2 separate regions of the Mus musculus genome follow, and region 2 is linked to region 1. Evidence: chromatin contacts called from ENCODE Hi-C or POLR2A ChIA-PET data. All regions are on one chromosome and are shown on one strand. Each heading gives the region's core, a stretch centred on a gene start or an enhancer-like site at or near the end of the contact. The rest is flanking DNA. Distances are from core to core; before and after follow the strand shown.

Region 1 (6,656 bases), core at 1,437-3,936:
TCTGTAAAAGCCACCATTGCTTCTCATTCGAGTTATTCCTTAGTCCTTTGCTTAAAATTGTTTTATTGAGGTGAAATTTTATATAACATGAAGTTAATCATCTTGAAGTGCATGAGCCAGAAGCATTGGATCACATTTACAATGCTGTTCAGTCACAATCTTTACCTAGTTCTAAGGCATTTTTAGCACTGGCTTCCTGTAGTACCTGGCACCAATAACCCCCTGATTGTCTCTATGGACTTGCTTGCTCTAGACATGCCATGTAATGGACTCATAGATCATGTGACCTTTTCTGTGTGTGACATCACTCACATAGCATCATGTTTTTAAGATTCAGCCATGCTGAGGTATATATCAGTATTCTATTTTTATGACTTAATACTATTCCATTGTAAAGATATATCACATATTGTCCACTTGTTCATCCTTTGATGGCTGTTCAGGCTCTTTACATATTGTGGCTGCGATAAATATTGCTGTGGTGAACATTCATATATCAATATTTGTCCATCTGTTTTCAGTTTTCTTGGGTGCAAACCTGGGGATAGAATTGCTGGGTTATGTGAGTATTCTATTGCTGTAGAATAACATATCAATATTCAAGATATTCATCAATATAAGAATAATATTGTATATGTATATATGTATGTATGTATGTGGTATTAGTACACAACTGTGTGCATGTGAATATGTTCTGTGAGAAAACTTTTCCTAGGGAAATGTAACACACATATCTACTCACCCTAGATAGGAAACCCATGATAGGTCTAAGTACCGATACCACCAAAGTCTAACTTGGTGAACAATGAATCTAATTAGGGTTACTTATAAGAGCAGAAATGACTCAAAGACAGCTACATCACGAAAAAGCCCACTTCAGTATGGGTGACAGGTCATCAAAGCTGGGATCCTGGAGCACACTGAACAGCCTGTAGGCAGCTCAGCATGTTGGAGGATGTTCTTTCCAAGTGACTGTGGTCTAAACCTTTCCAGGCAACTTGGCTGGTTTCTGTGTCTTCCAGGCATCTAGTCTGGGGTCAGAATCTTCTTTGCAGCTTTCTCTACCACTGAGCCACACCCTCCAGCCCCTCACTGGGGGATTCTAGGCAGGGGCTCTACCACTGAGCCATGCCCCCAGCCCTTCACTGGGGGATTCTAGGCAGGGGCTCTACCACTGAGCCACACCCCAGCCCCTCACTGGGGGATTCTAGGCAGGGGCTCTACCACTGAGCCACGCCCCCAGCCCCTCACTGGGGGATTCTAGGCAGGGGCTCTACCACTGAGCCACACCCTAGCCCCTCACTGGGGGATTCTAGGCAGGGGTTCTACCACTGAGCCACGCCCCCAGCCCATCACTGGGGGATTCTAGGCAGGGGCTCTCCCACTGAGCCTTTGTCTGCCCTTGCACAGATCAGAGGTGAATATTGCAATCTTCCTCAAGGTCTCCACACCTTAATTTTTGAGAACAGGATCTCTCATTGAACCAGGAGCTCACTGAGTGGCTAGGCAGGCTGGCTAGTGAAAGCTTGGTATCCTGTTCTTGTTTTGTTAGGAATAGGGTTACAGATGCTGTGGTCGTGGCACATGCACCCTAACACACACACACACACACACACACACACACACAAAGTGTCATCTAATAAATAAGTAAACTCCTCTAGCCTGATGCCATGGTGTATGTGCCTTTAATCCCAGAACTCAGGAGGTAGAGGCAGAGGCATGGGGGTCTCGGTGACTTCGAGGACAACCTGATCTACGTAGTGAAATTCAGGCTAGCCAAAGCTATAGCGTGAGATATGTCTCAAGACAACTTCAGGAGGTTGGGGAGAAAGAAAAGAAAGAAAAAGAGCACTGGCTGCTCTTCTAAAGGGCCTGGAGCTCAGTTTCCAGCATCCCTAAGGTGCTTCACAACCATTTGTAACTACAGTCCGAGGCTCCTGACGCCGTCTTCCGACCTCTGCAGGCACCAGGCACACGCGTCGTGCACAGGCATACACGCAGGCATAAAACTCACACATATAAAATAAATAAATCTAAAACTATTAAAAAATAACTCCTACTTTGCTGTGTTGAGCTTTAATGAAGCCAGTGCCATGCCAGGCATGGTGGTACAACTCCAGTAATCTCAGTACCGGGAAGGTGGAGGCAGGAGGATCAGGAGTTCAAGGATGCATAGGAGACTAGCTTGGGCCACTTGAGGTTTTGTCATGCATGCACTGACAAAGCCAAGTCTAGCAAACCGATCAGGGTATACTTAGGCTGTCCTTACAGTTGAGAATATCCTCTAAGCCTCCTGACTTGAAGGCTCGGACCTTCCTCTGAGCAAGTTCCACACTCTAGTCAGCCCCTTCCTTCTCTGTGGGCGAGGCCTGCCTTGCTGGGGGTGGTGGGTGTGGTAGGCGGAGTAAAAATGCTATTTCCGGGATCCTCCTTCTACTCCAAGGGACCACCTTTTTCTTATGATTGGCAGAATATCTACCCAATAATCACTAGAAACAGACTGTAAACCTCGGAGGTCTCCCCACACGTGTTAGTAACGCCTCTTCCAAATAGACCAATTGTAAACTTCGGAAGGCGGGTTCTCCCATGGGGGCGGGACAGAGTGACGGGCGTCGCTTTTGACTTATGGAAACATGGCTGCCTGTAAGATCAGACCAATCAGAAGTGAGAAGGCCGGATGTGGGCGGAGCTGAAACTTCGGCGGTTGAACCGCTCGTGAAGATCGAGTCCGTGGAGGTGAAGAGCGAGTACGCGGGTGTGGGCGCGGGCTCCAGGCGCGGGCTGCAGGCGCGGGCAGTGGGGAGTCCCCAGAGCACCGATTCTTTCACGCAGGTGGACGCCAGAACCTATGCAAGCTGGAGATTTCACGGGGTCTTTAATGCATCATGTTGTCGCTCGCGAGATACGCGGCTAGAACTTAGAGAACCCTTACCGAATACTGCACTAGAGCTTGTAAGGTAGAGTTTTATTTTATATATATTACACCCCACGAGGTGCGGAGGGGGTGTCCTCGAGATGCCGTAGGTTCTGAACTTGAGTTGGTTTGGAGGATGGAGGCAGGTGAAGACAAGGCAGGGTTGAGGTTCCAGGGTTGAGGGTGTGTTCCTACCCTACGGACCAGAGGCGTTTACTGTGTGCAGGCTCTGAGCAAGTTATTTGTCGTGAAATCACTTTTAATTCTCGCTTTCTTTGCAGTGCTAGATGACAAACTTTGAAATGTTAGTCAATAGTTCTACCACTGCTGCCGAGGTCGGGAACGAGTCTTATGTTTTGTTTTTGAGACAGTGTCTCGCCTTTTTTCCTTGAACGCATAGAAATTATTGTGTGTTCACACAAGTGTGTGATGGGAGGGGGATTCATATCACAGGATGGGTGTGTAGTGACAGCTTTGGAATTTTGGTTCCTTTAAAAAACACAGAAATATTATAAGAATATGTTTTCATTTTAATCCCAGGTGTACCTGTTTTGGACAGTTCTCAGCTTACTATGATTTGCCGCTTGCTCTAGCAGAAGTGTGTTTTTGCCAGCTGCAGATAATTTTTTTTTCGATTGTGTGACATTTGGAATTTTGGGAACATTTTAGAGAGCATATAAATGTTAGGGCCCCCAAGAAGCATGTGTGCCTGTATGTGTATGTGCATGTGTGCAGGGTTGTTGGTCATTTAGGAAGGTTGGTTGTGGTTTGTTAGTAGTCACGGTCGAAGAAGAAACAAAAGGAAAGAAATTAGATTCAGGGGTTTTCCTAATTCCTCTCTTCCCCTCTATCCTTGTTTTCTCTCCTATCTAGTATTTAGGGGGTGAAAATGGGAGATAAAGCCTGGGGGAAAGAACCCACAAAGTAGCAAGGACCAGCTATATGGCTGTGGCTGTGGAGGTCGGACAACAACACTGGGTTGGTTCTCTCCTTCCACCTTTCTGTGGATTCTAGGGGTCAAGCTCCGCTCTTTGGGTTTACACAGCAGGAAGCTTTACCCATTGAGTCGTCTGGACAGCCCCTCTGAATGAACCCTGAAGTGTCATAACGCATCCTACAGTGGCACACCTTTGTAATCCCAGGACTGGGCAGCTGAGGCGAAGGACTGGCAGTTTGAGATCAGTCTGGGTCACAGGATGAGCTTGGGGCTCGTTTTACCTAAAGAGGGAGACCTTGTCTCAAAACAAACCTAGAGAAGAGAGTGTGAGCTTTGGTATCTGTTTGCCCAAGTTTGGGCCCTGGCACTGACTCTGGGACCCACTATGGAAATCATTGTGGCTTTGGGCGAGTTCTTTAATCCTTTCATACCCGAATTTCATGTTCTGGGCAATCACTTTTTCTATACCACTTCCCTCACTCTGTTTACCCAGATGTCTCTTTCCCGTATCCATCTCTGAACTCCATGCTCTATCCAAAGGCCAGCTCTTCTTTGCTTGGAAGTCCAGCTGACATGCAGTTGCCCCCAAATGATTCTTTGGTATCCCTATTCAGCCTGGCAGGCCCTTCCTCTCAGGTACTTAGGAGTTGGCTTTTCATCACTACTTCCTTTCTCTCCCATTTAAAAAGATTGTGTACACACACACACACACACACACACACACACACACACACGGTGAGACTCTCAAACAAGTTAGGGTGAGGATGGATAGCAAGGGATCTTGTACAGTTGGGAGAGTGTTTGCTTAGCTTGCTTCAAGCTCTGGCTTTGCTCCCTAGCTCAGTGAGAGCAGGCGTGGTGATGAGCAGCTGTAATCCCAGAGGTGGGAGGTGGAGACGGAAGGGTTAGGGGTCCAAGCTGAGCCTGGGTTCCATGAGATCCCTCTGCAAGCAAGCAAAAAAGCCAAATCCTGTGTTCCTCTGTTAACCCCGCCTGCATCCCACCCGCTCTTCCCTAGGCCTCGCCTGCTCACAGGATCTCCAGATACTTAGAGCTCTGTCCTCCTTCCTCTCCACAACCACACACCTTTGGAAACGCCTTGCTTGCGTTATTGGGACCTCGAAGGTCTCGGTGTCTTTTAAACGTAGCAAACACATGCTTTATACTGCTGTCTCCCCTTCCCACAGATGTCTGAGTGATTTCCCCACTCTCGCCAAAGGTCTCAGTCCAGATGGGGGCTGCATGAGGCCTTGCTGGCTGCTTGTTTAGTCACTTGGCTTTGTCTCTTTCAGAGCCACCAGATCCTTCGTTTACTCCTTGGACTGCTCAGATCTCTCTACTAGTGTTGGGCTCCTGAAGAACACATAGGTGTAGAAAGTTACTATGCTAGAGTTAACTGCCCTTCCTCTGGCCTCTCCATGGTGGAAGGTGGAATAGCGAGCTGGGAGGGGCTCCTTCCTGGGAATGGAGTCGACTGCAGCAATAAACTGGACACATTGTAGTGCCACCTGGAATCTCGAAGCTGAGACTGGAGAGTGTCAGGAATGACCTTGCAGGTCTTCCTAGTGCCAAGACATTATCTTGGCATTCCTCTGTAGGTTTGCAAGCAGATCTATGCCAGGCCAAGGTACTGAGAGGTAGGAAGAGTGACAATTAGGAGAGGTTGTTTTTATTTATTTACATCTCAAGGGACGGTGAAGTGCTGTATGGCTGAGCCATGGCCCTCGTCTCTTACTTGTGGATTCTAGGCAAGTCAGCTGTCTTCTGCCAAGCCATGCTTGCAGGCTTTGGGAATAAGGTTTTTGTGGCTGGCCTCTGGACTGTCAGCTAAGAGTGGGTGTTAAGGGGGAGTGCCAGACACCTACACATTGACTAACTCAGTGCTCACGACAGTGTACAATGTTAGTGCTCTTGTCCCAAATGTTGTGTGTGTGTGTGTGTGTGTGTGTGTGTGTGTATGTGTGTGTATGTATGTATATATATACACCACCCCTTCCCCAGTAACTGGTATTTAACCCAGGGCCTCACACATGCTAGGTAAGCCCCTACTACTAAGCTACATCTATAACCTCTCTCTTTTTTTTTAATATTTTATTTATTTATTTATTTATTTATTTATTTATTTAATGTAAGTACACTGTAGCTGTCTTCAGATACTCCAGAAGAGGGCATCAGATTTCATTACAGATGGTGTGAGCCACCATGTGGTTGCTGGGATTTGAACTCCGGACCTTTGGAAGCAGTCGGCACTCTTAATCGCTGAGCCATCTCACCAGCCCATAACCCTCTCTTTTGAGACCGAGTCTCACTAAGTTACCCAGAGTGGCCTTGACCTCACTGTTGCCCATGTTGGTCTTAGACTTTTGAGTCTACATTCCAGCTTGTTGCTAACAGGCTTTTGACCCCAGGCCTGGCTTTATCTTCACTTCACTTACCATAAAATGGCAAGCACCTTACCTATGGCAGACTGGGACGTGAATGAGGATCTGTGATAAACCTGTGAGTTCCCAGCCTGCAGCACTGACCGTAAGCATAAGCCATGCTCAGGTCAAAGCCCGAGTCAGTGCCACCAGAGCAGCAGAATTAGGATGAGGACACTGAGTTGGGAAGTATGTTTTGGGGACTCCCTGAGTGTGCTGGGGAGCTGCAGGGTACACTGTAATGGTCTCCATTGTGGGGTGTCCTACCCTTGACTTTAGCAGAAGGCAGAGAAACCATGTTCAGTGGCTTAAAGGGCTTTTGTGGTTATGACTCCTGGGGGTCAGTGGAAGGAAGAACAGGGTGAAGATGGAGAGAGCTCAGGCC
Region 2 (6,656 bases), core at 3,047-5,546, 180 kb before region 1:
ATAGGATGGGCGCCCTAGATGAAATGCAGAGCTTCCCTCTGCCCCCAGAACCACATGGTTTCAGCCCCAATCTCACTGCATCCTCCCCTGTTCTATGTAGAATGAAACTCTTTTACCAACAGGGGGAGAAGGAATGTTATGTCCAGGATCTCTTGGCCATGGGTGGGCTTTCCACGTATCAATTCCATAAGCATTTTGCTTCTATACTTTGACACCCGCCCCCGCCCCCCCCCCCCCCAAGCCTATAGGTCTGAACTCAAACCCTTTACCTCAGAAATCCAGTCTTAGGATGTAGTTACCCATGTTTATAATTCCAACATTCAGGAAGCTGAGGCAGAAAGATGGGATCTGAGACCAGCCTGGGCTATATAAAACATGATCCCCATCTCACAACCCAAACAAGAAAACAAGCCACAGCCTCTGGCTGGGCTTTGTCCCCAGTTCTCTCTTGGGTGGGTTGTCTGGCAGGTAACCCTTACCCTCAATAGCTCTGTTGTCTGTTTACTTGACTTTAATTGAAATGGAGGCATAACATATCCTAGAAAAATAAAGATTTACAATACAAACTAGACAAAGGGGCCAGAGTTGCCCTAGGGAACAGGGAAATCTTTGGTCTGGGGCTGGATCCTGGAGCTCAAGTCCAGGGAAGCAGGGGAAGGGCCCTGTACACCCATCAGCCCTCCTCAACAGGAAGGGCTGTCCCTAGGCCACCCTGGTCTCTCAGGAAATTTTGGGAAATGGGTATCAGTGGGGCTATTAATAGTGTTATAGTGAGGGTGCCATCTGGAAATTAGCCACTTGGCAGGGCCTTCTCACACTAGTATTATGTAGAGGATGGCAAAGCCCAAGTCAAGACCCCTAGTGCCCACACATATTGGGCAGGCAGAGCAAGGAGAGGGCTGTAACAAGATCTGCCATCAGGAGGACAGTTCCCTGACCTGTGGTGGTCCCTGTAGCTCCTGTAGGGCTTATAGCTTATCCAGGTAGGAGAGCTGTAGTGTGGGACTTCAGACTGCAGCCACTTTACTGAGGGTTCCTCTTCCTGTCCTAGCACCTTGACACCATTGTCAGAAGAAGTGGTTAAATGCAGGCAGTCACAGTTCCAAGGGCTCCTCCACGGGTACCGACTGCAGCTGGGTCAGGACCTTGGCCTCAGCTTCTAGCCCCTCATCAACCTCAGTCCCTGTTGTAGCCCCCAGAAGCAGTCCCTGGGGGTCAGGGTCTGGCAGCCTCAGCACAGTGTGGGTGGCCTGTGTCCCCAGCCCTTCTACTCCTGTGCTCAGTTCCAGCCCTGCTGGCCAGACTGGCACAGCTGCAGGTGACAACATCAGACCTTCAGGTAGGGGTGCTGAGAAGCTGGAAAGCAGGCCAGAGGAGTCCGGGGAGAAAGGCAGGCTGGTGCCAGAGGTGACAACAGAAGCAGGTGGCAGTGGCTGAGTAGAGATTGGCCCCAGAGTGTGACCCTCTGGGAGGGTGGGGCTGGGGCCCACTGGGAGAGCTCCTTCAGGCACTGTGATAGCTGGCTCTTGCTTCAGGGGCAGGGCTAGACTGGGGGCAGGAGGCAGGACCTGGGAGACGAGCATGCTGGTGGGGAAGGTGGCAGTGAGGATGATCTTGCCCTGCTGCACAGCTACCCCAGTGACAATGGGGCTACCAGACACAGGGTTGGCCAGGAGGAAGTTTCCTGTAGAGAAAAGAGGTGGAGTGGAAGATGCTGGGTGGCAGGCAGGGGTGCCAGTAGGCTTAACTCCAAGAGACTATCAGGTGGGAGACACCTGCTCCCCAAGCCCACTCAGACCCCAAGAAAGCAGAAAGGGTACCTGGAGCAGTGGACGAGGGAAGTTGCAGCGCAGTCACTCCCACACTAGAGTTTATCAGGTGCACATTGGTAGGCCCCGCTGCAGCTGCCACCTTCACAGGACTGCCTGGCCCAGCTGCCAACAGCTGGAGTGGCCCCACAGCCTGAGGCAGGGTTACCACCTGAGAGGTGGGCACCACCTGGGGCAAGTTCAGCCGTGGGGAGGTGGGGCTCAGGCCTGTTGGGTACCCAGAAGAAGGGGAGAGCGGTACAACCTGAGGAGCAGCCACAGCAGGCACAGCTCCCGGGGTCAGAGGAAAGGTGGAGGCAGGTGGGGGGCCTGGGACTACTTGGGGCAGGGCTCCTGGGATTTCCTCTCCAGTAGTCCCATGAACCCCTTTGGTCTCAGGGGCCTCAGACTGAGCCTCATCCAGTCGAACCTCTCCTGTCTGAGGGTCCAGGACCAGAGAATTCTTGGCCTCACTGACCCCTTGGAGACTGGGCTGTGGTTGAGGGGCACTTCCTCCTGTGAGTAGCAAGGGCCCCAAGCTGGAGTTCTCTCCTAGGGCCAAGCTATTGATAATGACTGGGCTACCATTGAGGAGCACTGCTGGGGGACTGCTGGCGGCCAGGAAGCTCCCATTCACTAGGATAGAGGAGGAGGCAGGGCACGTTGCAGGAGAGGTGGCCCCCGCCAGGAAGATGGAACTCTGGGCGGGGGCCTCAGCAGCCATGGAGGCCACACCCCTCTCCAGGTCCTCTGGACTGCGGCTGGACTCATCCTCCGTAGTGGGGTTCCCATCAGACTCGCTGGAAGGAAAAAGGGTTACGTCTTTTTTAGGTTTGAAGGTTTCATCGCCCTAGGGGCAGAGGCAACCCAAGCTCCGATTAACTATTTTAGCCCTTCAAAGAACCCACCCAAATCCCAGGGTCTCTACAAGCCTGCTGGGGTTGACAGCGCGGCGGGTATGCTAAGCTGGAGGAAAGTTTTCCAGTCGCCTTGGCCTGCAGCCGAGCACCCAGACTGCCCCAAGTCCCCTGGGTCGGCAGGCGCGTGGCTGCGGAGTGAGGCAGCAGCTTTTACTCCAGTTCTTCCTCACCCCCCACCCCCACGGCGTCAGAGACCAGAGCTAGAGGCCTGGCGCTGAGGTGGGAGGGGAAGGGCTTGGGTTACAGGGAAACCGGAGCCGGAGAAGGTTCACGTTTCACAACAAAGACAAGCGACAGACCACGCTGTTTGGGCTGGAGGGGGCGTGGGGGTGGGTGTAAGTAATGGTTACCGAGGGGCCAGGTTGCAGAGGCCCCAAAAGCGGGTCCCTACCCTGGGTGCCTTAGACAAAGGCCCCTTTCCCTTCCTTACTACCGCTCCTCCAGGGATACCTCACTTTTCTCACTGCCCGTCCCGCCCCCGCCCCCCCCCCCATTCCTGGCACTGCGTTCCCAGCTTAGAAGTAGCTGGAACAACCTCTGCCCCTGAGGCAGTGATGCCCAGAGAACCCAGGGTGTGCCTGGTCTCTCCACGCTCAGCCTATGCACTCGCCGACGCCACCGAAGAGGGATGTGAAGGGTCACTTGCGCAGACTCCAGCGGCCACCGAGGAAGGAGGGTCGGTTCCCCCCTCACCTTTTGCAAGGCGCTCCACCGCCGGTCCCAGTGCGGTCGCGCTGTCGCCGGTTCTTGAACCAGTTGCTGACCTGTGTAAGCGAGAGGCCGGTGAGCGTGGCCAGGCGGCGCTTCTCGTCAGGCGTGGGATAGCGGTTGCCGCGGTAGCAGGCCTTGAGCGCCGCTCGCGAGCGCTCCTTGAAGCAATAGACGGTCTCCTCGCCATCCCAGATGGTCTTGGGCAGAGGGAACTTCTTGCGCAGCCGGTATTTGTCCACAGCGCCCAGCGCACGGCCACGGGCCCGCTCGGCCTCGTGGTAGCGCGCGCGCAGGTAGAGGTCCTGCAGGAAGGCGTGGTGGGCGGCGGGGAAAGGGCGGCTCTCGAGAAGTTGGTAGAGCTCGGCGTATTCACCCCGCTGGAAGGCCACTAGGGCCCGCGCGCGCAGCACCGGATCGCTGCCACGTAGGCGCTCGGCCGGGGGCAGCGCGCCCAGGAAGCGGCTCAAGCGGCCGGCGTGGCCCGCCTGCAGCAGCGCCTCGCACACGCATGCCACCTGTTCGGGCGAGAAGCGAAGGCCAGTGGGCACCTCGGTCACGGTCTCCCGGGGAGACCCCGGGCCACTCGGGGACCCAGAGTCCGCCGCCGCCGCCGCATCTCCCGCCCCGGCCGCCGCCGCCTCCCCCTCGGCTGCCTGCAGAGTCTGCAGAAGCTGGCGCGCTTCCTCCTCCTGCTCCTCGGTCGCCGCCGCCGCCTCCCCCCGAGCCGCGGGCCCCGCGCTCGGCTCCGCAGGCGAGGTAGCCATGTTTGGCAACTTTGGAAAGTTCCTCCCTCCTTTGCCGCCTCCCGCGGGCTTCCCCAGCCCCCTCCTCCGCCCAGTCCTCCTCGCCGCCCCCCCCCCCGGTCCCCTTGCAGTCTTCTGGCCCCCTCCCAAAGACTAGACCCAGCTCTGCACTCGGGTCTGTCCTTGTCCCTGTGTGTCCGCCCCCCTCCCGGGCTGTCAGGATTCTTTGTTTTCCCTCCGTCTCTGGCCGCGCTTTTGGCCTTCCCCCCTTGTGTGCCTCTGACTCAGGGCCTCAGTTTCCCTATCAGAGCAACGGAGAAGGTAATGGGCCGTCCGGAGGGTTAAGGGCGCGAAGCCGCTCCCATCTCCCGGGTCCCTTGAAGGGCCCCCTCCCTTCCCATCTCCGCGCCGTGCTCCGCCCCTCGGAATTCCCGGCCCCGCGGGTAGGCGGTGGATCTAGCTGGGAGGAGGGGCGGGGAATCGCGCTAGAAAGTTTGCAGCAACTTTTCTGGAGTGTCGGTCCAAAAAGCGGATGCGCGTGGCTTGCGCAGGCGCAGTGGGAAGATGGTGTGCCCGCTGCTGGCCCAACCCCCTACTTTTTTCCAAACTTGAGTGGCACAGCTGGGTCACAGCTGGGGGGGAGGGTGGGGGGCGGTGGTGTCTCTGGTGGCTTGTTGCTTCTCTCCTACTGGCTGGATGCCTAAGCCCCACCCTTCAACCTGATTCGTGCGCTTTGCCTCCCCTCTAGCTCCCACTCAAGCCATTGGTTGTCTCTATTGGACTCTCCATTGGCCTGCGGGGCGGTTTCCTTTCCACAACAGAGATATTGCGCGGGATTTAGGGCAGACCAGAAGTATTTTATTCGCAAGGGTCGGGAGTGGAGGTCGTAGGTGGGGACAGACAATAAATACCGAGGAATGTCGAGTCTCAATGCATCTAAAACGTGGGTCCCGGAGTCTGTCAGTGAGTCAGATAACAAGATCAATAAATACCCACACTGCTTTGGGGGAGGGGGGAGTGCAGCTGTGGCTCCGTTGTTAGAGTGCAGACGTGTACACGGGGAAGGAGTTGCAGCAACCCCCAGGAGTGAGGCTGTCCGAAGCCAAAGACTCCGTGTGTGCTGGCAGAGGTCTTGCTGATCCATCACTATGGGAATGGGATGTCCCTGGAAATAGGGGGCTCATGCTTATGGCTTGTAACTGATGGCTGGGAGAGTGAAAAAGTGAAATCGGATGAGCTGAGCAGTTTGCCCATCCACGTCGGGGCTGAGTAAAGCAAGGTCGGCGAATGCCCAGCTGCTGCAGCAGCGGTGGCTACCAGCTCTGCAGGAACCAGGGGTGCTGGGCACGAGCCCTGTTCCTCCCTCCCCGGCCGCCAGGTGGCAGGCCTGGATCACAGGAGCGGAGCTGGGTGGGGACCCAGGCTCACAGAAGTGTGGAGCGGAGCGGTGGGGGGGGGGGGGGGGCGCGATGGGCACAGAGACGCTTTGGGTCGCTCCCTGGTCGCTCGACCTTCCTAGGAGGCCTAAATGAAAGATGGCTTGGAGTCTTAGGGTTCAGGGGGCGAAGGTGGCTCCCGGGAAACACCAGACTGGGGTGAGACCGCCGGTATAGGCCACCAACCCAGTGCAGCCCAGTGTGGCGGCAGCAGCCAGAGCAGCGGCGAACAGGAGCAGGCAACGCGCCTCGGATAGGCCAGGCCTAGGGATCTGCAGGAGAGAAGGTTGGATTAGCACTAGGCTACAGGGGCCCACTGGCTCCTGGGAGCCGCCCAGCCTATACCCATAGATGGGCCTCTGAGCGCATCTCTGGTCCCCACAGCCCGCAGCTAAAGTTGGTCTGCTCGCAAGAAAGAGCTCCTGTTGGAACTCGTCATTGGCTACTTAGCAGCAGCCTGTGTTGATTGGCCGCCCGAATACCCCCCCTCCCTGCGGTGGGCCGAGCTCCACAGAGGCACAGCAAGCAGTGGTGACACTCAGTGGGCAGAGCTAGGCAGAGGCCCGTGGTGGGCGGACGTGGGACATACCCTGGCAGGGAGCAGCAGGTGACGGCGGTGCATGGGGCCTGGCCCCACCAGCGGGCACTGGCCCACAGCCACGGCCGGGGGGCCATCTAGCTGGAGAGAGAAGGGACAGGTGACCCGATCGGAGCCCAGCAGCAGGGCGAGAGGCAGTGCGGGAATCTAGTCGAGGCCAGAACGGGAGTATAGGGAGTTCCCTTGGGGAGGATTTGGCGAGAAGCCTGAAACGAGGGAGAGCTGGTAGATAGTGCATGCTGAATGGATGAGTGAAGGGCAGCTTTCTTCTGGAACCCCCAAGGAGAATGGACCCTAAACGTGGACGGGAGAAGGGCTGTGGGTAGCATATCTAAGATGGGGATCGGGGAGGGGAGAGAGGGGTCTTACATGGGAAGGTGGATCCGTGGCCCGGGGACTGGGGACCCCCGTGATGGCTGGAAGGAGAAGAGAGAGGTGTA

What was found. Hi-C counts contacts between places; a loop is a spot of excess contacts on that map. ChIA-PET counts read pairs that join two places held with the same protein, here RNA polymerase II (POLR2A).
Region 2: a map of regulatory T cell shows a loop between it and region 1 (3-fold over the local background). The contact joins the promoter of Six5 here to the promoter of Ccdc61 in region 1. A Hi-C loop is called at or near these places in 1 of 37 maps with a recorded cell type or tissue (regulatory T cell). POLR2A ChIA-PET finds 5 or more read pairs at or near these places in 1 of 5 experiments (embryonic stem cell).

Annotation. Positions count from the first base shown.
Region 1 is chr7:18,906,434-18,913,089 of GRCm38, reverse strand. Ccdc61 (coiled-coil domain containing 61) reads left to right here and starts at 2,686. Exons shown (of 14, transcript NM_001033314.3): 1 at 2,686-2,957.
Region 2 is chr7:19,092,184-19,098,839 of GRCm38, reverse strand. Six5 (sine oculis-related homeobox 5) reads right to left here and starts at 4,296. Exons shown (of 3, transcript NM_011383.1): 1 at 3,422-4,296; 2 at 1,821-2,608; 3 at 495-1,684. The coding sequence starts at 4,203. The coding sequence ends at 1,095. Dmpk (dystrophia myotonica-protein kinase) reads right to left here. Exons shown (of 15, transcript NM_001379257.1): 13 at 6,586-6,632; 14 at 6,208-6,293; 15 at 5,019-5,890. The coding sequence ends at 5,731. It overlaps Bhmg1 (basic helix-loop-helix and HMG-box containing 1), which reads left to right. Exons shown (of 13, transcript NM_001370811.1): 13 at 1-569.